Linked DNA regions of Homo sapiens: regions 1 and 2 are each linked to region 3. Evidence: chromatin loops called from intact Hi-C (ENCODE). Cell type or tissue: IMR-90. All regions are shown on one strand.

Region 1 (8,000 bases), 520 kb before region 3:
CACTTTTTCTATTCTTCTGGGCAATTTAAACAAATGAGGCTGATTCTCTTGGTGACACTGCTCTTATGGGTGAGGTCCACACAAACCATAGAACATGAAGGGCCCATTTGGACAGCTATAGGCTTGGGTGAGATTTTGGATCTCCATCCCACCACTGTGATGTTAATGTCTCCCCACAAAGGAAAGGCAGCAGCCACCGTCTCCAGGTCTAGGGATACCTGTGGCATATCCAGCATTTGGACAGATTGTTCCCACTGGAAGTTTACTATTGCCTTGGCCTCCCAGAGACCACTGGCCATGGGAACTAAAAGGGCTAAATAGCATAAAGGAAAGAGAGTTCATTTTTACTTATCTGGACCTTTTCTTCTGAAAACCAATTTGAGGTCCATGAGAGCTTCACAAGTATATTGGAGGGAGGGTAACCTGGGGGCTTCTTGACTTTCTTCACTCTTGAATCATGATGGACCCAACAGGTTACTCCCTGGAGTTTAAGGGGAGAATGAGTGCTTAGAAGCTTTAGGTAGGTCCCTGTCCATACAGGGTAAAGCTGGTCCTGGTGGGGCTTGGTCTTGTATATCTTAAGGTATACCCTGTCTCCTGGGTTGTATGGGTGAAGGTTTACCCCAGGGGGGACTGGGAGGCTGTGATTGCCATAATGATTTATAGAGGGTACTGCTGACTCTAGATAAGTGATATGCTTTATTGTCCTTTCTATCTCTGTATCTGGGCAAAAAAGGGGGCTTGCCTTGCCTGGATAAGGCCTTCCATATAATATTTCAAAGGGGCTAAACCCCATTTTACCTCCGAGTACTGCCCATATGTGGGCCAGGGCTATGGTAAATATCTTTAACCAATTCTCTTGGGCCTCCTGGCATAAATTGCCTAGGATACCCTTGAGAGTTCTATTGGCTTTTGCAGTTTTCCCTGAAGACTGTGGTCCCAGGCTGCATGGAACTTCCGCTGTATGCCCAAGGCATGGGAAGTTTTTGTCACTATGTTAAAAACAAATGCAAGTGCATTATCAGTCTGGACTGAACAGGGAAACTGAATCAAGGGATAATTTCATTTAATCAAGCCTTTATGACTTCTCCTGCCTTCATAGTCCAGCATGGAAAAACCTCTGTCCAACAGATAAAGATATCTATAAGTACCAGGAAGTGTTTAAATCCTCCAGGAGCCATAGGCATAACAATGAACTCAATTGGCCAGTCTTCCCCTGGCATGGTTCCACTGAATTGTACCATCTTGGCCAAAGTGGATATGGGAGGTCTGGTTTGAGCATGTTTTTCTGAAAAAAGACACACTGGTCAGCCACTTTATAATTTTCTTTACCCTTGAAGTCCTTATTATCCTAAAGAGCCAGGTGTGCATAGCCTCCTTGCTATAGTGTGAGGAAATATGGGTATGCTTTACAATAGCTCAACTTAGATTTTTGGGCACCCATATCTTACCTCTTTAAATTTGAGCCCACCCCACTGAGAGGGAACTCTGTTATCCCTCTTGCTTGGTTTCCTATAATTCCCCAGGGGAGCACCTTGGCTTATATTCATAAAAAGGTACCAAAGGAAGCAAGAACATTTGGCAGACTTCCCCTCCCCACCAGCACAGCCCTTTTGGCCGTGGTATCTGCCAGGTTGTTCTCCTGTATTATTTCATAGACCCTCCTGGTCACCTTGGCAAAGGACTACAGCAATCATTCTGGGCATTTCCACGGCCCAAAGCAGTGCCAATATTTCTGTTCCATATTGGATTTCCTTGTTTTTGGCATTTAGAAGAAGTCCCTTTTCCTTCCAGGTTGCTCCACAGGCATGGAGAACAGAGAACACATAGCTCACGTATCTGTAAAGTGTCAATGCCTCGGTCTTTCCTAACATTAAGGCTCAGGTTAATGCTATTATCTCAGCCTTTTTGGTGGAGGTTCCTATGGGGAGGCTGTAGTCTTTGATGGTTTCCCATGGGGAGACAACCACGTAACCTGCCTTTCTTTTGCCTCTTTCCATGAAGCCACTGCCATCTACAAACATACATTTTCCAAATTTGGAAGAGGTTCACTCTACAAATCGTTTCTTCCAGAGTATAGTTCTTCTATGGTGGTAGAGCAGTAATGGATTTGGGAATCCTGGATAATGGGCATTGGGATGGCACAGATAAGGATTGGCATGTACACATGCAGTTGTTGGAGGTGTCTACCAACAAGGCCTGATATATTGCAGCATTCTGCAGCTTGTTAACCAATAACTCTCTTAGACTCCAGTACACTTGTCATGTGGTGGGGGATCTGAATAGTCAATTCTTGATTCTGTAATCTTCTCAGCTTCCTGGATAAGCATACAAATGGCAGCCACTGCCCCATGCAAGGGGAGACAACCTCTTGCCACACTATCACATTATTTAGTAAGTTGTGCAGCACCCTTTTCATGGGTCCTAGCATCTGGGTCAGCATTCCAAGAGCTATTCTCTGTCGTTCATGGATGTAGATGTCAAAAGGCTCAGTTATGTTGGGGAGCTGTAGGGCCAGAGTCTCCAGTAACAGCTTTTGAAGCTTCTGGAAAGCCTGATCAAATTTCCCATCCCATTCAAAAAGGTGGGTGTGGCCAGGCGCAGTGGCTCACGTCTGTAATCCCAGCACTTTGGGAGGCTGAGGTGGGCAGGTTGCCTGAGACCAGGAGTTTGAGACCAGCTTGGGCAATGCAGTGTAACCGTCTCTACTAAAATTACAAAAATTAACCAGGCATGGTGGCACATGCCTGCAATCCCAGTTACTTGGAGGCTGAGGCAGGAGAATCTCTTGAACCCAGGAGATAGAGGTTGCAGTGAGATTATGCCACTGTACTCCAGCCTGGGTGACAGAGCGAGACTGTCTCAAAAAAAAAAAAAAAAAAAAAAAAAGAGGTAGTTGTTGGCCCTTGTCATAAAGTAGCTTTGCTGTAAGCCAAAAATTTGGGGTCCAGATGTGACAGAATTCCACTGTACCCAAGAATCCATGCAATTCTATATGGTTCCTAGGAAGGACCAGGTGGTAAACAGCATTTTCTGGTCATAGGGAAGTTTGCACTGGCCCTGAGGGATAACATACTCTAAATACTGGACAGTCTCCTTTGAAATCTGGACTTTTCTTCTGACACTTTACAGTCCCTTTCTGCTAGAAAGTTCAGGACTGGATGGATAGTTTTACCAGAATCTTCTTTAATGGGGCTGGCTATGAGGATATCATCCACATATTGCAAGACGATGCCCCACTATGTCTTCAAGTCTCATAGAGCTCAGCTTAGGGCCCCCCAAAATGTTTGGGGAGTTCCTGAAGTCTGGAGAAGTACCATCCAGCATTACTTCTCTGAAACATTTTAGGATCCTCTCATTCAAAGGCAAATAATTCCTGAGAGTCATGGCTTAGAGGCACATAAAAGAAGGCATCTTTCAGAGCTAGCACACTAAAGTATTTGCTGTCCCCTGAGAGACTGGCTAGCAATATATAAGTGTTAGGCTCTATGGGGTAAATGTCCTGAGCAGCACTGTTAACCATCTCTCTTTTTTCTGGGTTCTTAACAGTGGGGTATTACATGGGAAGTGACCAGGCCTGATAAGCCCTTGGAGTAAGAGACTCTCTAACACAGGCTGTATTCCCTGCAGTGCTTCAGGTTTTAGAGGATATTTTCCTACTCTTGGTGTCGGGCTGTTTGGTTTTAACTGTATCCTTATAAGTTCTACTGTGACAGTCCTTATTTGGCCCTGTGACCATACTTCAGGGTTGACTTGTGCTAGAATATCACCTAGGGTTTCTCCTGGAGGATCAAGATCTTCATGAAGAAGGGCCAGGAAGGCAGCTCTTTGAGCTCTTGGCACCTCTACTTCTAACTGGACTTGGTTGAGGCAGACAATGGCTTCAAGTTTTGTCAGTATGTCCTTCCCTAGGGGATGAGCCACTGAGGGGCATACAGGGAAGAGGGGTCAGGGTCTTTGAATCACAGTCAGAGCCTCCAGAAACTGCTCACTGTCTCCCTTTCCTGACATCCCCTTAATATTACACACTCTGAGTACCCTTTCTGCTAGCCAGTGTAGAGAATGTGGCTCACGTATTGAGCAGAATCTCAAATCGGCTGTCCCCCTACTTCTAAGGAGATAGAGATCTTATATTGAGGAGCCAGTTGGGGAGGTCCTGGGTCCTGCCAGTCTTCTTTTGTTGTTGAGAGCTTGTCCCTAGCCTTCTCTCTTTGGAGACAGCTGGGTCCTTCTCCCAGTGTCCCACTAATTTGAAATAGGCACACTGATCAGGTCCTAGTTTCTTGGTGGCCCAAGACTGATCCCACGTTATGGCCTGGGATCAGTCACCCAAGCTGGCTCCCTTCTTCCTTCTGGGTTGTCTGGAATGGACTGAGGTGCAACTACCAGAAAGCTGCTTCTTTCTTCGTCTTCTTTTCTGCCTTCTCCAACCACATCTCTGTTATTGAAACCTTGAAGGTCATCTCTACTAACTGGGGAGGGGATAATGTCAGGGCCTATGGCCAATTTCTGAATCTTTCTGTGGGTATCTGGAGCAATCTGAGATATAAACAGGTGCTAAGGACCACCTGACTTCCCTGTGCCTCAGGGTCCCAGGAGATATAGTCCTGCAGGCACTCTCCCAGCCATTCTAGAAATGCTGAGGGGTTCTAGGTCCCTGATGAACATCCCTAAGCTTACTCCAATTAACAGGAGGTTCGCTAACTTCTTTCATTCCTTTCAATAATATGTTCAGGTCATTTTCCAAGTTCTCCCTCCCTATTCTGGTACTGGGGTCCCAATGTGGTTCTCCATTCGGAACCAATTGCTCTTCTGGTCACTAGATGGGGCTATTGGGCTGGTTATTAGGCTGCCTGCCAGCTTTTGCCCCAGCCTCAGCTAAAACTGTGGATATTTCCTCAGTAGTTAAAAAGGTGGTCACCAAGGTCTGAGCATCAGCCCAGGTCAGGTTGTGAGTGGAAAAGATGCCTCCTATAAGGGAAATAAATTCCTCAGGTTAGCCTGAAAGCCTTTCATACGTATTTCACAATTACAGTTCTCAGAGGTGGTAAAAGGCACATGTACTTGGATTAAATGCACATCCCCATCCAAAACCTGCCTGAGGGGAAACATCCCACCTCCCAGTTTGTAAAAGCTCCCACTCCGGGATTGTGCTATCTGGAAGAGGAGCCCCTGACACATTAGTTGGGGAGGCCCCTGATATTTTAGTTGGAGTTTATCTGCCAAGTCAGGTGGTTACGTGGGAGGAGACATCCCCGATAATCTGTTGGAATGACAACCTCCTTCTCTCTGTTCTCTTCTTTCCTGGCTTTCATGGGGTGGAGGGAGGTTTTCTCATCCACAGGGCTCTCTAGGATTGGTAGCAGCTTCTCCAGTGGCTTAGCTGGAGATCCAGGTGGTCCAACCTTGAGAGTACAAAGTCCGCACTTTATCTATAGGTCCCTGTTCTGGTAAAGGGCCATAAAACATTGGACACAGGGTATCTCATCCCATTTCTCTTGCCTCTTATGGAAAATATCCAGCTGAAGAATGCTATGGTAATTAAGTGACCTGTCCCTCTGCCATTGTTCCTGGCTACCTAGGACACATTGTGGCCAGGCTGTGTTACAAAAGAAAATCATCTTCTTTTTAGTTATTGGAGAATACCCAAAAATCTTCTAGTGTTGGATAATGCACCCTAAAAGGCTTTATCTGAATACCCCAAAATCTTCTAGTGTTTAGAGGATAAACCCTAATGGGCTTTGCTCTGATACGGAGGTCAGGTTCCCCATACCCTAAAGTTCTTATTTAGGGTTCGATTCTAGCTTCTCAAAGTTTACATAGCAGGTTAACAGTTATACAGATGTGCAATGACTGATTTTTCCTCTCAAAATGTAACAGGCCCCTCTAACACACATAATAAAAGTAAGTCAATGTGTGAGGGTGACCTGGCAGATCCCAAGCACAGCCCCGTGTGCTTCCTGCAAAATCCCACCATGCTGCCCAGTGACCCTCCTGGGCATCAGGCATAGTAGCTTCCCCTTCTTTTAAAAGCTGATACCTGAAGAGAACATACCCAGGTGAATCAGGAATGTATCAGTGTGAGCCCCTTCTCCTAAGCTGAAGTTTTCCCAGTCTAGCTGTCAAAGTCGAGGGCTTCCAGCCTCCACAGGTCCCTTTCTACTTTGGAAGATGCATCCCCTCTGATGACCTTAAACCTATCTCTGGAAAAATTGATCTCACAGTTCATTTCACTGTTGGCTAGCCAGGTCTAGATTGCTGTTTACTGTGATGGGAGTTTCTTTCAATCCCCCAGGGCACAAACCAGAAAAAGAAAGAAAGTCAAACAGAGGTACACTGCCCTTACTCTAGAGATCCCGTTGCTAGATCCAAAGAATTCACTCTTTTAGTCAGCCCATGGTGTAAAGTCCACTTACTGCCCTGAAGGATCACAGAACAAAAAGGTTCAGGCAGCCACTTGTACTCTTTTGGGGTAGGCCCAAGTGACAGCCTGGTGGGCTTGTCACCATGTGAAAGATCCTCCTGTATCATACCCACCCCTTTCAGGCAATGTGAGCGAGTTAGCCTGGGTGAGCTGCCGCTACCCACTGCTTCACCTATTGGGAGGCTTTGAGGAGTTAGGATCAGAACCAGGGTCTTGAGCCCATCTGAGTCACCAGGATTGTTACTCACACAATAGGTGGGCTTTATCACTTGAGGGTTGACAGTCCAATGACCAAGGTGGATTTAGCTAGGGGATTTTATTACTTGCAACAAGTAAAGAGAACACTGAGGATAGTTCCCAAGGCAGTGGCTCCAAAACATCATTGAAAACAGCTTTTATTGAGTTGTTTAGCTGAGTCATTTTATGTAGAGAGGGAGTAAAGACAGTGCAGTCTCAGTCGCTGATCATGCAGAAGCATGTATAGAAAATGACAAATAAGCTCCTCCTGGGGTGGGGATTTTAGTATGGTAATGAGGGGAGTTCAGCAAAATTCACCTCCAACTCAGGCATCTCTGGATCCAAACAGTTTTTGTTTTTCTGGGGCAGAGCTTCTTCCCGGAACTTTTTTGAAATAAGAGCTCAAGGTACAATAGTTATAAGTGGGTCCCTTTTCACAGTGCATACCCAAAAATCTGGAGACCCTGGGTTACAAACCCCTGGTACTTGGGAGGATGTGTCCAGTAAAAGCAACACCAACAGAATAATAAATCACTCTGATCCAAATGATGCATCCACAGATTGCTGTGGAATTCAGCCACTCACATGTTCCTTTATCCTAAATTTTTCAGTAAGAGCCTAGTCAATATATGTTTGTGTACTATTTGAAATTTAATAAATTAGGGCAGATTATGGTTGAAAGTTTGAAACCTCTTCCTGTTTCCTCTCTCATTGGCAACCGGCCCATTATACATGTGCAAATTCGGAGGCAAAGACATATCAATTCTTTCCATGACCTGAAGTAAAAAGACCAATTGACACATCCAGGAGGATTGGTTATGTTATAGAAAGAATAAAAAAGTATACATTTGTTCATGTAATCTCTTTATAAAGTCATTAGAATGAAATATTAAAATGAAAATACTTATTACTAAAAATAAGTTTATCTACCTATCTATGCATAGATATATATGTCAGCTGAATGATAACTTGAGGCTTTGAATTATTGGGTTGCTGCAAAAGTAATTTCAGTTTTCACCATTAAAAGTAATTACTTTTAATGTACTTTGCATATTTGGGAGGCATAAATTTGCCTCTAAATTTGCACATTTATAATGGGCTGATGTCCATGAGAGGGGAAACAGGAAGATGTTTCAAACTTTCAGCCATAATCTGCCCTAATTTATTAAATTTTCAATACTACACAAACATATATTGACTAGGCTTTTACTGAAAAATTTAGGAGAAAGGAACATCTGAGTGGCTGAATTAAAAATAATTACTTTTAATGGCAAAAGCTGCAATTGCTTTTGCACCAACCTAATATTACTGCAATTTAAACAAACCTTGGAAGATGCTC
Region 2 (8,000 bases), 850 kb after region 3:
AACAGGCATCTCTGGAAGCCTAGACTGAAGGTTTAGTTCTGTAGTTCTCCATAAGGCTCAATGAAGCCCTCGACCAACTGGGGACATTTGATAATGTCTGGAGACATACTGGTCATCACAACTGAGCAGGGGTGAGGCACCACTGACGTCCAAAGGGTAGAGGCTAGGGCTTCTGCTCCCATTGTACAATGTGCAGGAAAGTTTCAACAACCAAGAACTAACCTACCCAAAATATCAACAGTGTGGAAGTTAAGAAACTGTTCTAGAAGGATATTTTGATTTTGGTCATTCAATTCAGCATCTTAGCACCTGCGACTTCTGGCTCTAAGCAGGCTTTTACAGAAAGTGACTTTGTAAAGGCTTTTGTTCTAACATCTCTTCTGATACTGTCTTTTTCAAAGCCAAACATTACAGAATAAGTTAGCTTAGTTTTCTATTTTTGATTTTCATTTTGTTTTGTTTTATATCTCATTGGCTCACAACTGTAGTCATTGCTATGGAGCTAAAATCCAAATAAACCAATGCTTTGCCTAATTCAGCTTTTTGTTGTTGACAGAAAATTTACTTGTTGCATTTAAGGAATTGCAACTCGGCCTGGGTGGGTTTTGAACATGTTTCTCTGTGTATTTGTGTGCGTGCGTGCCAGTATCTTCTGCTTGCCGATTTGGATCTGCCTCCACCCTTTGCTACCTCCCTCTCTGCCCTGGTGTGCTGATTTGCATCAATTGCATTCAGGTTTTCTTGGAATTTCACCAATGGGGATGCCAAAATGAAGTCTGTAAGGAGAAAGAGGAGTAAGGTTAATGCATTTCTTCCCCAACTCCTTCTGTGTAAAGTAAACCTTCTTGAATCACATTACTTTTGAGTATCTCATCTCTTTCCTGATAGAGGTCAGAGTAATTCAGATTTTGAGTATCTGTGTGTCTGTGTGTATATAGTGCATAGCTTTTCCTTTATATTATGCCCATCTAAATGTTCTAACATAACCACAAGAAGTAGTCCCAGAGAGAAAAAAATAAAAATAAAAATACAAACAACAGTTCAAACACGATAGAGCAAGAAAGATAACAGTGCATGTAATCAGTTATATAACTCTTGTAATGCAAGTCTCAATTATCTTTGTTCTGTTAACATGTAAGCATTGGCAATATTTTTTCAAGTTAGAAAACTAAAGTTAAACACAAACTATGAATATCCGCTTGTGGTAAAATTCAGCACTGCTATATCATATTGCCCTTTTGTCCTATCATATACTTGACATATGTCTCTTCCAGTCCTTTCACAGCCTGCATCTGGAATAGAAGTAGCCTTCTAAATCATGACCCAATCTTCAACATTTCCATACTATCATATTCAGCAGTAAGTTGCTATTCTAAAATATCTAGTGGATTATTTATCTTCCCTGATAAAAATATTGTATTTCACATTTTCCTACTGAGTACTGCCTAATCTCCTCAATTTGGTCAGCAAGGTTTTGTGTAATCTGACCTCAAACTTCCCGTCTTTGTCTGACACATACATGTGTCTTTATGAGTATAATCTACCCACATTAGACATGACAAACACAGTTTATAGCACCTTGAGAAATATCCACTGAACATTCAATTCTTTTTTTTTTTTTGAGAGGGAGTCTTGCTCTGTTGCCCAGGCTGGGGTGCAGTGGCGTGATCTTGGTTCACTGCAATATCTGCCTCCTAGGTTCAAGCAATTCTCCTGGCTCAGCCTCCCGAGTAGCTGAGACTATAGGCGCATGTCACCATGCCCTGTTAAATTTTTGTATTTTTAGTAGAGACAGGGTTTCCTCATGTTAGCCAGGCTGGTCTCGATCTGCTGACCTCGTGATCCACCCGCCTCGGCCTCCCAAAGTCCTGGGGTTACAGATGTGAGCCATCGTGCCCAGCCACATTCAATTCTTGATAACCATAGTTATCTGTTAACGGTTCTTTCAAGTAAAAATGTTGTGAATTTTTCGCAAGGAAATGCGGCTAGTCCAACTGGATGTGTTTCCATCATAGCCGGATTTGTAATATAAGTGTTTTATACATACTTTCTGTTTTAATACACAAGTGTATATAAAAGAGTCAAGAATTAATAAGATTAATATTTTTACTACTTCTTAAGCAAAGCATAAGTGAAGTATACCATGACTATTAATATAATCTGGTGCTATTATCTTGACTAAAGCTGAAGCACCATCAGTTTCCCCATTATTATTTTTATATCATCAGTGGAAATATAAGCATGGAGAAAAAGGCAATAATATCTTAATATTACCAAGGAAACTTTTTTTAACTAAGAGACCCCCCGTACAAGATTCTCAGGGGTCGATTGACCAAATTTTTTAAACCCTGCTATAAAACCTAAATAGATATTTGATCCTTCAAGCTGCTTCCTACTGTCTTCGAAATCATGGGTGGTTTCTAACAAAACTTAAGAAGTTACTAGTTGAGGAAAATAAAAGTAGAACCATAATCCTTATGTTCTGGTCTTCCACCTTGTTTGCCCAAGGTTTTCATTGTATGTCTTCAATTCCATGTGTGCATGTGGAAGTGGAACCAAGACGTTGCTGCTCTCTGGAGCTTTAAGTTTTCCATCTGTGTTTGCACAGTGTTTTACATGGCATATGGGAGTTTCTGTCACACTGATTACAGCTATTCATTTGCATGTCTTTCTCCTTTGGTAGAAAGCGAGCTCCTGAAAGGTAGGAAGGTTGTTTGATTCATACTTTCACTCCAATACCTAGAGTTGGCACACAGTAGACGTACAAAAATAAATAAGCAAACAAAAAATGAATTTAAAAGTTCTGGAGCATTGGAGTTTACAGCTGTGACTGTGTTCTCATTGTAATTACTATAGAATGAAATAATAATGGTAGAAATCTTCTGTTGAGGACTTACTATATTTCAAGCATGGTCCTAGGTCTTTGCGTGGATCTCACTTAATTGCTACATGAATTCTTTGCATTCATAGATTGTTATTCCCAACTGCTCCCCATCTGCATTTTGTAGAAACAAAAGTTGAGAATTAAAAGGTGAAGTGATTTTTTTTTAATCCTGCAATCACCAAATATTGGAGTCAGTATTCAGTTATATGGTATCTTAATGTCACAGACTTCACATATGAGAAGAAAAGCATTCTGGGTGTTTGTGTGTTGTTAGATGAAATAAACATGCATGTTGATCTGACAGCATCAGGTGACTTTATTCCATGCTGGCAGGGGACTGCTAAACATTAGACAGCTGTAAGTTGATTTTCATGATTTTTCTATGGCTCTGACTTGTGTTCTTGTGATTTTTATTGAAATGTATATGTGTGTGTGTGTGTGTATATATATATACACATACATATATATGTGTGTGTGTGGGCTAGCAAGGAATTCTGTGCCAGTCTACTAGAAGATCACTGGTTCTCTTTGGCCTTAAGAGAAATATTATTCCCAAACTATTATAACTTGGGGTTACTAAATACATGTCTGATAGAAAATCTGCCCACATATATATCTGTGTGTGTGTGTACATATATATATACACATACAGATATATATATATAGCTGTATGAAACCACCTTTATCCTGATCCTTTGAGCCTCTTTCTGAAAAGCATGTCTAAACTTGTGTCATGTAGCCTGTCTTGTAATATTTTGTTCGAGGATCTTACAGAGTAACAGTCAGTGACCAGGGCTGAGGAAGAGAGAAAAAAAAAAAAAAAAAAGCCTGAAGAGTAGCATCTCGGCTCATTAATGGGAAATACAACCTGAATGAACTTTTCCTGCTCAGGAACTATGATGTTCTTATTCTCCACATACAATACGTTATCTTCTAGTAGTAGACTTCCCCAAGGTAAACTCATCAGAGAAACAAATAAGTCAGGATTCTTTTAACTTTCTTTTAACTGTAATGGGAATTATTCCTTCTTAATAACCATAAAATCTGAGGCCCTGGTGCAGGCCATACCTTATCATCAGGGAGATACTTAAGTGGGCAGATATTCTGTCAGACAAGTGTTTAATAACCCCAAGTTATAATAGTTTGGGAATAATATTTCTCTTCAGGTCAAAGAGAACCAGTGATCTTCTAGTAGACTGGCACAGAATTCCTTGCTAGCCTACAGAATGCTGAGAGTTATTTGCTTGTTTGTATATTTATTAGTTTTGCTTCTTTGTTTTGTTTTTCCAAAAACTATATTCTCCTTACTAGAGTATTGGATTCCGTGACAAAGTTTATTCTTTCTACACTACTGTCCTAGGATGACCACTCCCTCTATGTTCCACTCACCCTTCTCAGCTGCAGCAATGCCGTGGGGATATTGTATGTTGTTGAGAACATATCTTACTAGCTTTCAAACTATGCAATGGCTTTTTGACCATGGCCCACAGTACAATATACATTGTACCTCATGACCCATTTAAAACAAACTTTCACAAAGAAACTTTTTCTCTTACTAAAAGTAATGGGTACTGGCATTCTCATCTGTATTCTTTCTATGGGTCCATTGAATTGATTTTGTGATTCATGAATAAGTCTTGGCCCTCAATTTGAGACAATGATCATATTCTAGGGTTGTGGCTCTCACAGTGTGGGAATTTTTATTAATAATCGAATATTCCTGAACTTAAAAAGAAACATATTTACTGTAATAAAACCAAGAATTCACTGGTTCTAAAACTTTGTTATGCATCAGAATCACCTGGAAGGCTTAAAACCCGGATTACTGGACTCTACCTCCAGAGATTTGATTCAGTATATCTGCTGAGCAACTCAATAATTTTTACTTTAAACAAGTTTTCGGGTAATGCCAATGCTGCTGGTTCTGGGGATACCCTTTGGGAACCACCGGTCTAAATGGAAAAGCTTGGATTTCCTCCCACTAAGAGTTAATTTTATTAGATCCTTTCTGAGAGTTCTAAGGATGCCCCCTTGTGGAAATCTAAGGGGAAAGTTTGCAAGACAACGCTCCCAAAATACCACTGAGAGATAAAGGCAGTAGATTTAACACTCAAATTTGAGACATTCCCTCCACTTCCCTTAGGACAAAGAACAATGATGGTTGGGTAGCAGGAAAACATGATGGTTAAAAGGCCAGATCTTAAAGACAGATGAACCTGTGTTCAAAGCTACCACTTTTGCGTGTAATGCTGGGCCTGTTGCTGAACTTCTCTAATTTAAAGCTTCATCATCTGTAAAGCAATATAATAATAGTACTTTATGCATCATATAAAATTTTAGTGAAAATTAAGTACATTATACATGAAGACCGAAACATTTGACTTCTAATTTAGGATGTGAATAGCAGTCTTCTATTTAACATTCTGAAGTGCAACACTTGAAACCACTCAAACTCACACCCACGTTCTTAGCCTTTTCACCTAATGCATCTTTCCCTAGATTATCCAAAGATAAGTGCTTATTCATGAAAAAGAACCAATATTGACTCAGGACTCAAATATGCCCCTTTACTATGCAGGTTTCTGAAACTTCTCCTGCCACCTGAATTTGTTTTTTATGTTTTTTTTTTGTTTTTTTTTTTTGTTGTTGTTTTTTAATGTTCCCATTGCTTTTAATGTTTTTTTTTGTTTTTTTTATTTTTTATTTTTTATTTTTTTTTATTTTATTTAAGTTTTAGGGTACATGTGCACATTGTGCAGGTTAGTTACATATGTATACATGTGCCATGCTGGTGCGCTGCACCCACTAACTCGTCATCTAGCATTAGGTATATCTCCCAAAGCTATCCCTCCCCCCTCCCCCACCCCACCACAGTCCCCAGAGTGTGATATTCCCCTTCCCGTGTCCATGTGATCTCATTGTTCAATTCCCACCTATGAGTGAGAATATGCAGTGTTTGGTTTTTTGTTCTTGCTATAGTTTACTGAGAATGATGATTTCCAATTTCATCCATGTCCCTACAAAGGACATGAACTCATCATTTTTTATGGCTGCATAGTATTCCATGGTGTATATGTGCCACATTTTCTTAATCCAGTCTATCATTGTTGGACATTTGGGTTGGTTCCAAGTCTTTGCTATTGTGAATAATGCCGCAATAAACATACGTGTGCATGTGTCTTTATAGCAGCATGATTTATAGTCCTTTGGGTATATACCCAGTAATGGGATGGCTGGGTCAAATGGTATTTCTAGTTCTAGATCCCTGAGGAATCGCCACACTGACTTCCACAATGGTTGAACTAGTTTACGGTCCCACCAACAGTGTAAAAGTGTTCCTATTTCTCCACATCCTCTCCAGCACCTGTTGTTTCCTGACTTTTTAATGATTGCCATTCTAACTGGTGTGAGATGGTATCTCACAGTGGTTTTGATTTGCATTTCTCTGATGGCCAGTGATGATGAGCATTTTTTCATGTGTTTTTTGGCTGCATAAATGTCTCCTTTTGAGAAGTGTCTGTTCATGTCCTTCGCCCACTTTTTGATGGGGTTGTTTGTTTTTTTCTTGTAAATTTGTTTGAGTTCATTGTAGATTCTGGAAGCATTCCCTTTGAAAACTGGCACAAGACAGGGATGCCCTCTCTCACCAGTCCTATTCAACATAGTGTTGGAAGTTCTGGCCATGACAATTAGGCAGGAGAAGGAAATAAAGGGTATTCAATTAGGAAAAGAGGAAGTCAAATTGTCCCTGTTTGCAGACGACATGATTGTATATCTAGAAAACCCCATTGTCTCAGCCCAAAATCTCCTTAAGCTGATAAGCAACTTCAGCAAAGTCTCAGGATACAAAATCAATGTACAAAAATCACAAGCATTCTTATACACCAACAACAGACAAACAGAGAGCCAAATCATGAGTGAACTCCCATTCACAATCGCTTCAAAGAGAATAAAATACCTAGAAATCCAACTTACAAGGGATGGGAAGGACCTCTTCAAGGAGAACTACAAACCACTGCTCAAGGAAATAAAAGAGGATACAAACAAATGGAAGAACATTCCATGCTCATGGGTAGGAAGAATCAATATCGTGAAAATGGCCATACTGCCCAAGGTAATTTACAGATTCAATGCCATCCCCATAAAGCTACCAATGACTTTCTTCACAGAATTGGAAAAAACTACTTTAAAGTTCATATGGAACCAAAAAAGAGCCCACATCGCCAAGTCAATCCTAAGCCAAAAGAACAAAGCTGGAGGCATCACACTACCTGACTTCAAACTATACTACAAGGCTACAGTAACCAAAACAGCATGGTACTGGTACCAAAACAGAGATATAGATCAATGGAACAGGACAGAGCCCTCAGAAATAACGCCGCATATCTACAACTATCTGATCTTTGACAAACCTGAGAAAAACAAGCAATGGCGAAAGGATTCCCTATTTAATAAATGGTGCTGGGAAAACTGGCTAGCCATATGTAGAAAGCTGAAACTGGATCCCTTCCTTACACCTTATACAAAAATCAATTCAAGATGGGTTAAAGATTTAAACGTTAGACCTAAAACCATAAAAACCCTAGAAGAAAACCTAGGCATTACCATTCAGGACATAGGCATGGGCAAGGACTTCATGTCCAAAACACCAAAAGCAATGGCAACAAAAGCCAAAATTGACAAATGGGATCTAATTAAACTAAAGAGCTTCTGCACAGCAAAAGAAACTACCATCAGAGTGAACAGGCAACCTACAAAATGGGAGAAAATTTTCGCAACCTACTCATCTGACAAAGGGCTGAATTTGTTTTTTCCAGAATAAGCCACTATGCTACATAGACCCTGACTAGTGACGGAGGCAAAGGTTGCATGAAACAGCTGCCACCACGATATTCCAAGGGATTCTATTCTACTGCTGCAGAAATGTCTGAAGTATGTAGTTAGAACTAAGTCCCGTGTCTTGGGATCTGCTGCTTTCATAAATGCAGGTGCCTGCCCCAGGCTGTACGGGTCATTGAGATTTGAGATTAAAACCACTTTCCTCTCAGTGCTGTGTTCCGTCACAGCTATATATCAGCAAGATGGGCCTATGTCCACAGCGTGCAACTCTTTAAAT
Region 3 (8,000 bases):
ATTTCTGGGTTATCTATTCTACTTCTTTGATTTATGTATCTATTCTTATAACAATATCATGCAGTTTTGGCTACTATAGTTCTGTAGTATAATTTGAAGTCAGGTAACATGATGTCTCTAGCTTTGTACTTTTTGCTTGTAATTGCATTGGCTATTCAGGCTCTTTTTTGATTCCATATGAATTTCAGAATTGGATTTTCTAATTCTTTGAAAAATGACATTGGTAATTTGTTACACATTTCATTGAATCTGTAGATTGCTTTGGGCAGTATGGTCATTTTAATTATATCAATTCTTCCAATCCATGAGCATCAGACGTTTTTCCATTTGTGTCACTTACAATTCCTTTCATTAGTGTCTTCTATTTCTCCTGGCAGAGGTATTTTACTTCCTTGGTTAAAAGTACTCTTAGGTATTTCATTTTTTATAGACATTATAAATGATATTGAATTCTGGGTTTGGTTCTCAGCTAGATTGTTATTGGTACACAGAAATGTTACTGATTTCTTGTACCTTGATTTTGTACGCTGAAACTTTACATCAAGTCTAGGCATCTTTTTGTAGGAGTATTTAGTGTTTTCTAGGTATTGCATCATATTATCGGCAAACAGATAATTTGACTTCCTCTTTTCCAATGTGGAAGCTTTTTATTTATTTTTCTTGCCTTATTGCTCTATTTAGGACTTCCAGTTCTAAATTGAGTAGGGGTAATAAAAATGGTCATCTTTGTTTTGTTCCAGGACTTACGGGGAATCCTTTAATCCTTTGGCACTTAGCGGTCCCAAACACCTGGCTGCCAAACAGTAGTGGTCCATGGCCGATTAGGAACCCAGCCACACAGCAGGAGATGAGCAGTGGGCAAGCAAGCATTACCTCCTGAGCTCAGCCTCTTGTCAGATCAGTATTGGCATTAGATTCTCATAGGAGCGTGAATCCTGTTGTAAATTGCACATGAGAGGGATCTAGTTTGTGCACTCCTTATGAGAATCTAACTACTGCCTGATGATCTGAGCTGGAACAGTTTTATCCCAAAACCATTCCCCACTCTCTGCACAGTCGGTAGAAAAATTGTCTTTCATGAAATCTGTCCCCAGTTCCAAAAAGGTTGGGAGTTGCTGCTTTAAACTATTCCTCACTGAAAATGATGTTGGCTAAGGGTTTGTCATATATGGCTTTTCTTATTTTGAGTTATGATCTTTGGATGGTTGTTTATTGAGGGTTTTTATTAGGAAGGAATGTTGTATGTTATCAAATGCTTTTTCCACATCTATTGAGATGATTATAATGTTTTTACTTTTAATTCTGTTTACCTGGTGAATCACATTTATTGATTCTCATGTGTTGAAACATCCCTGCACCCCAGGAATAAAACCCACTTAATCATAGTGCATTATCTTTGTGATGTGATGCTGCATTCAGTTTGCTAGTATTTTGTTGAGGGTTTTTGCATCTCTGTTCATCAAAAATACTGTCCTGTAGTTTTCTTCTTTTTGTTGTTGTATCCTTACCTGGCTTTGGAATCAGAGTAATACTCCTTCTTAGAATGAGCTAGAGAGGATTCCTTCCTCCTTGATCTTTTTTGGAAAAGTTTCAGTGATAATGATATAGTTCTTTGCATGTCTGGAAGCATTCAGCTATAAGTCCATTTGGTCCTGGGATTTTTAGTGTCAGGAAATGTTTTATTACTGATTCAGTTTCATTACTTGCTATTGGTCTGTTCAAGATTTCTACTTCTTCCTTGTTAAATTTTGGGAGGTTGTATGTTTTCAAGAATTTATCCATTCTTCTAGGTTTCCTAGTTCGTGTAGGTAAATATGCTCGTAGTGGTATATAATAATCTTTTGTATTTCTGTGGTATTAGTCATAATGTCACTCTTATTCTTTCTGCTTGTGCTTATTTGAATCTCTTTTTTTTCTTGGTTAATCTAGCTAGTAGTCTGTCATTTTTATCTTTTCAAAAAACCATCTTTTTATTTTATTGATTCTTAGTATTGTTTTTGGTCCCAGTTTCATTTAGTTCAGCTTTGATCTTTGTTATAATTTTTCTTCTGCTAGCTTTGGGTTTTGTTTGTTTTTCTTTTTCTAGTTCCTTAAAGTGCAAAGTAAGGTTAATTTGAGATTTTTCTATGTTTTTAAAATATATCTTCCTCTTAGCACTGCCTTTGCTGTTTCCCAGAGATTTTGGTATGCCATGTGTTTATTTTCATTTATTTTAACAATTTTTAATTTCTACCTTGATTTCACTGTTTATTTAAAGATTATTCAGGGTAAGTTATTTAATTTCTGTGTATTTATATAGTTTTGAGAGTTAATCTTAGTATTGATTTTTTTTTATTCCGTTGTGTCCTGAGAACATGCCTGATATAATTTTGACTTTTTAAAAATTTATTGAGACTTGCCTTGTGGCCTAATATATGGGAAAATTTTAAGAATGTTTCATGTACAGATGAGAAAAACGTGTATTCTGTAGTTGCAGGGCAGGATGTTCTGTGAATGTCTGTTAGGTCTATTTATTCTGGAATACAACTTAAATCTGGGGTTCTTTTGTTAATTTTCTGCCTCAGTGATCTGTCTAGTGCTGTCAGTGCAGTATTGAAATATCCCACAATTACTGTATCGTCTTATACATCTTTTCTTAGGTCTATTAGTATTTGTTTTATGAATCTGAGTGCTCTGGTGTTGAGTGCATACACATCTAGAATTGTCACAACTTCTTGAATTGATTTCTTCATCATTATGTAATAATCTTTGTCATTTTTTACTGTAATTTTTAATTGACTTACAATCTGTTTTATCTGATATAAGTATACCTGCTTTCTTTTGGGTTTTCTTTGCATGGCTTGTATTTTCAATTTTGTGTTTTCAGTTTTCTCTTGGATCTCATTGAGCTTTCTTATAATCCATATTTTGAATTATTTATCTGTCATTTCAGAATTTTCCTTTTGGTTAGGGTACATTGCTAGAGAGCTAGTGTGCTTTTTAGGGGTGTGGAAATCTGTTTTGTTTTTGTTTTTTTGTATTGATTCCTTCTCATCTGAAGAAGCTGTTACTTCTTATTTTTCAATTTACTCCCATTTGTTTTTCTTTTATTTTATGTTTGAGACAGGGTCTTGCTCTGTCACGCAGGCTGGAGTGCAGTAGCACGATCGTGGCATGACCGTGGCTCACCACAGCCTCGACCTCTTGGGCCCAAGTGACCCTCCCACCTCACCCTCCCAAGTAGCTGGGACCACAGGCATGTGCCACCACCATCATCTAATTTTTGTATTTTTTGTAGAGACAGGGTTTTGTCCTGTTGCCCAGTCTGGTCTTCAACTCCTGGGCTAAAGCAATTTGTCCTCCTCAGCCTCCCAGAGTGCTAGGATTACACATGTAAGCCACCACACCCAGCCAATTTACTCTCATTTGGATGGTAGTTTTTTATTTTCCTCCTTGAAGGTGACTGTAACCTATGTTGTATATGATCATTTAGCTTTGGTTCTGGGTGCTTTCAGCAGGCAAAAGCACTGTATATACTTCCTTGGTTATAGATAGCTTTTCTGTTGAGTGGTGGCTTTCTCAGATGCCGATTATAGTAGTAATGTAGTGGACATATGCTCAGGCGCGCTATCTTCTGTGGCGCTGGGAGTACAGAGGTCTCAGGAAGACTGATTATCTTGTTTCCGAGTTCTATTCCCTTCTGTTGGCAGGTTTTTAAATTTGGTTCTGCAGTTCAATCTTCTTTCCAGTAGATGGCACTTGTGAGTAAGAGCTGGCACACCCTTGGATACCCCAGTGAAGAGTGGAAGCACCTGTCCTGACAGGGGTGCTAGGGAGAGCTCGGGTGAGATGTGCTGAAATCTCTCCTGGGGCGGGGGGGGGCGGTGTGAAGCGAGGCTGGGGGTGCACTAGCTCTTTGCCCTGGGCAGACAGGAAGGTGGCTTGATCCACCATTGCTAAGAAGGGCTGGAGACTGTGAGTCAAATGAAAAGCATGAGAAAGAATGTGTGCATCCTCTAGAGGCAAAGACTGGCTCCCTGGCTGACAACCAGGTAGGAAACAGGAACCTTCCAACAGCAGGGAACTGAATTTGACTAATAGCCTATATGAGGTTAGAAGCAGATTTATCCCCAGAGCTTCCAGAAAGGATTGCAGACTACTGATTCCTTGGTTTTGGCATTGTAAAATTCTGAACTGTGCACCCTTTTAATCTATGCTACATCCAGATTTTGATCTACAGAACTGTGTGATAATAAGTTTTAAGTGTTGTGATAGTGTTGTTTTAAGACACTACATGTGAGGTAATCTGTTATAGTAGCAACTGGCAACTAACCCTCTAGCATCAGAAACCTTACTGATGTTTTCAGAGTACATCTTCCTTTTTCTAGCTTTCTTTGCTTTTCTTAGCTCTCTTTTCTCTGTTTGCAATTATTTCTCTCTTTTCTTTAGATGAGAAACTCATTTTTATGTTTTCCAGCAAATATGTTCTATAACCTCTTTAACGGCAAGACTGGGTGAGTTTTTACGGGTGAGTTTTTACATCTGATGCTTTCCTAGCATGCTAGCAGCATCACTATTACTGCAAATTAGTGCAGTGGTTGAAACAAGGGCTCTAAAGTTAAATGAATTAGAAGTTATTTCCCAGCTCTACCCTTCACTAGTTGTGTAACAAAATGTTAATTCTTAAAATAGACCTTCCCATATTAAATTGAAATTACCTTTTACTGAATTCTATTCTAGACTAAGAATTCTGAGTGCAGGTATCATGATTTTTTTTTTTTTTTTTTTTTTTTTTTTTTTTGAGACAGGGTCTCACTCTGTCACCCAGGCTGGAGTGCAGTGGTGTGATCTCTGCTCACTGCAACCTCTGCCTCCCAGGCTGAAGCCATCCTCTCACCTCAGCCCACAAGTAGTTAGGAGTACAGGCATGAGCCACCATGCCCCAGCTACTTTTTGTATTTTCTGTAGAGACAGGGTTTTACCATGTTGCCCAAGCTGGTCTCTAACTCCTGAGTTCAAGCGATTCACCCGCCTCAGCCTTCCCAAGTGCCACATTACATGCCTGAGCCATGATGGCTTGCCAAGGGATCATGATTTACTCTTGTGTCTTCAGGTTTAGACATACTGCCTGGTACCTAGTAACTACTTAATATCTGTTTACTGTCATGCCTCTGAGCCCAAGCTAAGCCATCATATCCCCTGTGACATGCACCTATACATCCAGATGGCCTGAAGCAACTGAAGATCCACAAAAGAAGTGAAAATAGCGTTAACTGATGACATTCCACAATTGTGATTTGTTTCTGCCCCACCCTAACTGATCAATGTACTTTGTAATCTCCCCCACCCTTAAGAATGTTCTTTGTAATCTCCCCCACTCTTAAGAAGGTTCTTTGTAATTCTCCCCACCCTTGAGAATGTACTTGGTGAAACCCACCCCCTGCCTGCAAAACATTGCTCCTACTTCCACCGCCTATCCCAAAACTTATAAGAACTAATGATAATCCCACCACCCTTTGCTGACTCTCTTTTCGGACTCCGCCCACCTGCACCTAGGTGAAATAAACAGCCTTGTTGCTCACACAAAGCCTGTTTGGTGGTCTCTTCACTCGGACATGCATGACATTTACCAAATGAAGCTTATATGTCAATGTGCTTTACCACTTATAAAGAATATTTATGAATATTATCTTAATTGGGGGTTCCAATAAACTCATTCAGCTTTATATCAAATATCTGTATACGTGTATTTTATAGATGAGGAAACCAAGGCAAGGGGTTAAATGTCCAAGTTAATATACAAGAGAGCAGTTTTCACTCTGAAAGATTCTAGTCCAAAGTCTATGTTACATGTACTCTGTCACAACATATTCTTAGCATGGAAATTCTCCCTTGTATAGTAGACTTCCTCATTAGCTTTAAACATCAGACCTGGATATAAGGCTTGTTGTCATTTGCATCATGGGATTTAAATTATGCACCATATAATTCTACTGGAGACATAAGAGGCATGGTGAATAACCCTACATCAGTGCTTGAGCACACCTTACACCTCCCAAATTAAAGTGGACAACTTGATTGGAATTAAGCACTGTACTCATATGGGTCTTCCTTTGTAAAATGACTGTCCAGAGAATAAAAAGATTATTTGTGAAGAACAATAATTCGTTGACTTTATACTGTCCTATCAAGTATCCTGAGAGTTGCTCACAAGTGAACCAGAATGAATAAAAGTAATTAAAGCAGTTACTGATAAGTATCAGGTCATTTCCTGTTATAAAGTTTGAATATACTCGATGAGCAATGAGGGTGTATTTTTGCCTCTTTCTTGGGAAATACCAAGCAAACGGCAATTGGCTTATTTTATTTCAAATGTTTCTGCTGTGAACAAAGAATACTTTTGACCTGTATTTCCTTTCAACTGTTGTGTATCTTGATCTTATCCATCCTTCGAAACCAATACAGCTTCTTTCTCTATAACCTTCCCTAATTATAATGTGAGCAACTAGGTTGAACTGTGCAAAAATGCTGACAACTGTTTTTGACTTAAAAATAATAATTTGTTTTAATTTAATATACTTGCTGTGAACACACCACCTATTATCTTCTTTACTCTTCTGAGATTCAAGGGATTTGAAAATACTTTAGAAAGCCATTAAGTAATGATACAAAAAGCTCTAAATTAAACTACATACAGAAAGTTACCTACATGTATGTTTGCGTGGATGTTTGTATACACATATATTTATTTATACATAGTCTACACAATCTAGTAAAAAACTATTTTTTTAAAAAGAAGGGAAATAATACTAGTGTTAATTTAATGCTTCTTAAGTAAGTGTTTAACCCTTACTTGTTAGGGGCTTTAGCCACGTTTTTAATTTTAGCTATAATCTTTGAAAGTTATGTATCATTGCATCAACTTTAGAACCAAAACAGATTCAGAAAACTTAAATAGCTAGGTAAAATCCATACAGGTTATAATGAGTAGAGCTAATTTTTAGGTCCAATTCATCTGTACCCAGAACTCTTCCAAGTGTGATCTTCCACACGCTTTTTTTCTTCTCTCTTGTTGCCGATAAACAACATATCTTTGGAAGATGAAAGAAACACTTCAGGGAAGAAACCTAGATTTTTAAAACATGCTGGATAAAGAGTTCCCACTGCTTAGGAATGCATAATCCTGACTTTACATGAATAAAAAGATAAACTTCTATTATATTAAGCTATTGAGATTTAGAGGTCTATCTCTTCCAGCCTCTAGTGTTATCTTAAGTAAAACAACTGCTTTGCATTGTGCTCTAATTGTTTTCAATTTGTGACCTGAGCTAGAGTGTAACATTGTGAGGAAAGAATCCTTATTTTAATGTAGGTTTCCTTGTATTGTCTTGGGGAGAGATGGAGAACCAGTTCAATCTCCTGAGCCAGTGCAAATGGTTTGATAGTGACTCCTCAGAGTACTGGGTGGAAAAGGATTCTGAGGCTGCATCTTTCTGGCCTAGTATATCTGTTACGTAAATCGAGGAAGTAGGACACAGTTACACAAAGATTTATTCCCTTGGTTTCCTGGAGATCCTGACAGGGTGGGGCTTAGGTATTATTAGTTCTGGTAGATTCCATAGATCTTTGCTACTTCTCAGTATGGTAGGCATTGAGAATGGCCCACCAGCGTGAGTTCTTTTGTGTAAATCATACCTAAGGAGTGGGCTTCAGATCTGTGAATAGTGGCAGAGAACTCTAACAGGTTAACACAAATGAGAGATTTCCAGTTTCCTGCAAAATATAAGGAGCTTGGATGTCACCACTCTCATTCTCACAAAAATAAAAAATCTGAACAAATTGAAAGACAACAGTTCTTCTTAGATCAATTAGAGGATTGAGGTCACAAGGTAAACTGCCCCTAAATTTAGAGAGACAGGCAAAAACAGAAAATCTTACTGTATTTGTTCAATTATTCTGTAAATCCAAAACTGCCCTAAAAATAGTCTATTAAATAAATAAATAAATAAGAAAATAAACAT

What was found. A loop is a pair of places that touch in the nucleus more often than their neighbours do. Peaks named below come from ENCODE experiments on the same cell type or tissue, not always from the same donor. Only the 100,000 strongest peaks of a DNase experiment are listed, where the experiment ranks them.
Region 1: a loop joins it to region 3, with 2.9 times the contacts of the local background. A loop is called at or near these places in 6 of 110 quality-filtered maps.
Region 2: it touches region 3 in a loop (6-fold over the local background); 12 of 110 quality-filtered maps call a loop at or near these places.

What each region holds. Positions count from the first base shown.
Region 1 is chr11:23,016,665-23,024,664 of GRCh38, forward strand. The region is part of intron 4 of LINC02718 (long intergenic non-protein coding RNA 2718); the gene reads left to right. All of the region lies in intron 1 of LOC124902646 (a long non-coding RNA gene), which reads left to right. Among named protein-coding and RNA genes, the nearest start is that of CCDC179, 160 kb to the left of the region's middle. In IMR-90, a CTCF peak has its summit at 4,827 (motif pointing right); no DNase peak of the experiment used is centred here; H3K27ac peaks cover 225 bases.
Region 2 is chr11:24,381,834-24,389,833 of GRCh38, forward strand. No RefSeq gene overlaps it. Among named protein-coding and RNA genes, the nearest start is that of LUZP2, 110 kb to the right of the region's middle. In IMR-90, a CTCF peak has its summit at 4,917 (motif pointing left); a DNase peak (open chromatin) is centred at 4,918; H3K27ac peaks cover 156 bases.
Region 3 is chr11:23,536,509-23,544,508 of GRCh38, forward strand. No RefSeq gene overlaps it. Among named protein-coding and RNA genes, the nearest start is that of MIR8054, 120 kb to the left of the region's middle. In IMR-90, a CTCF peak has its summit at 3,727 (motif pointing right); no DNase peak of the experiment used is centred here; H3K27ac peaks cover 809 bases.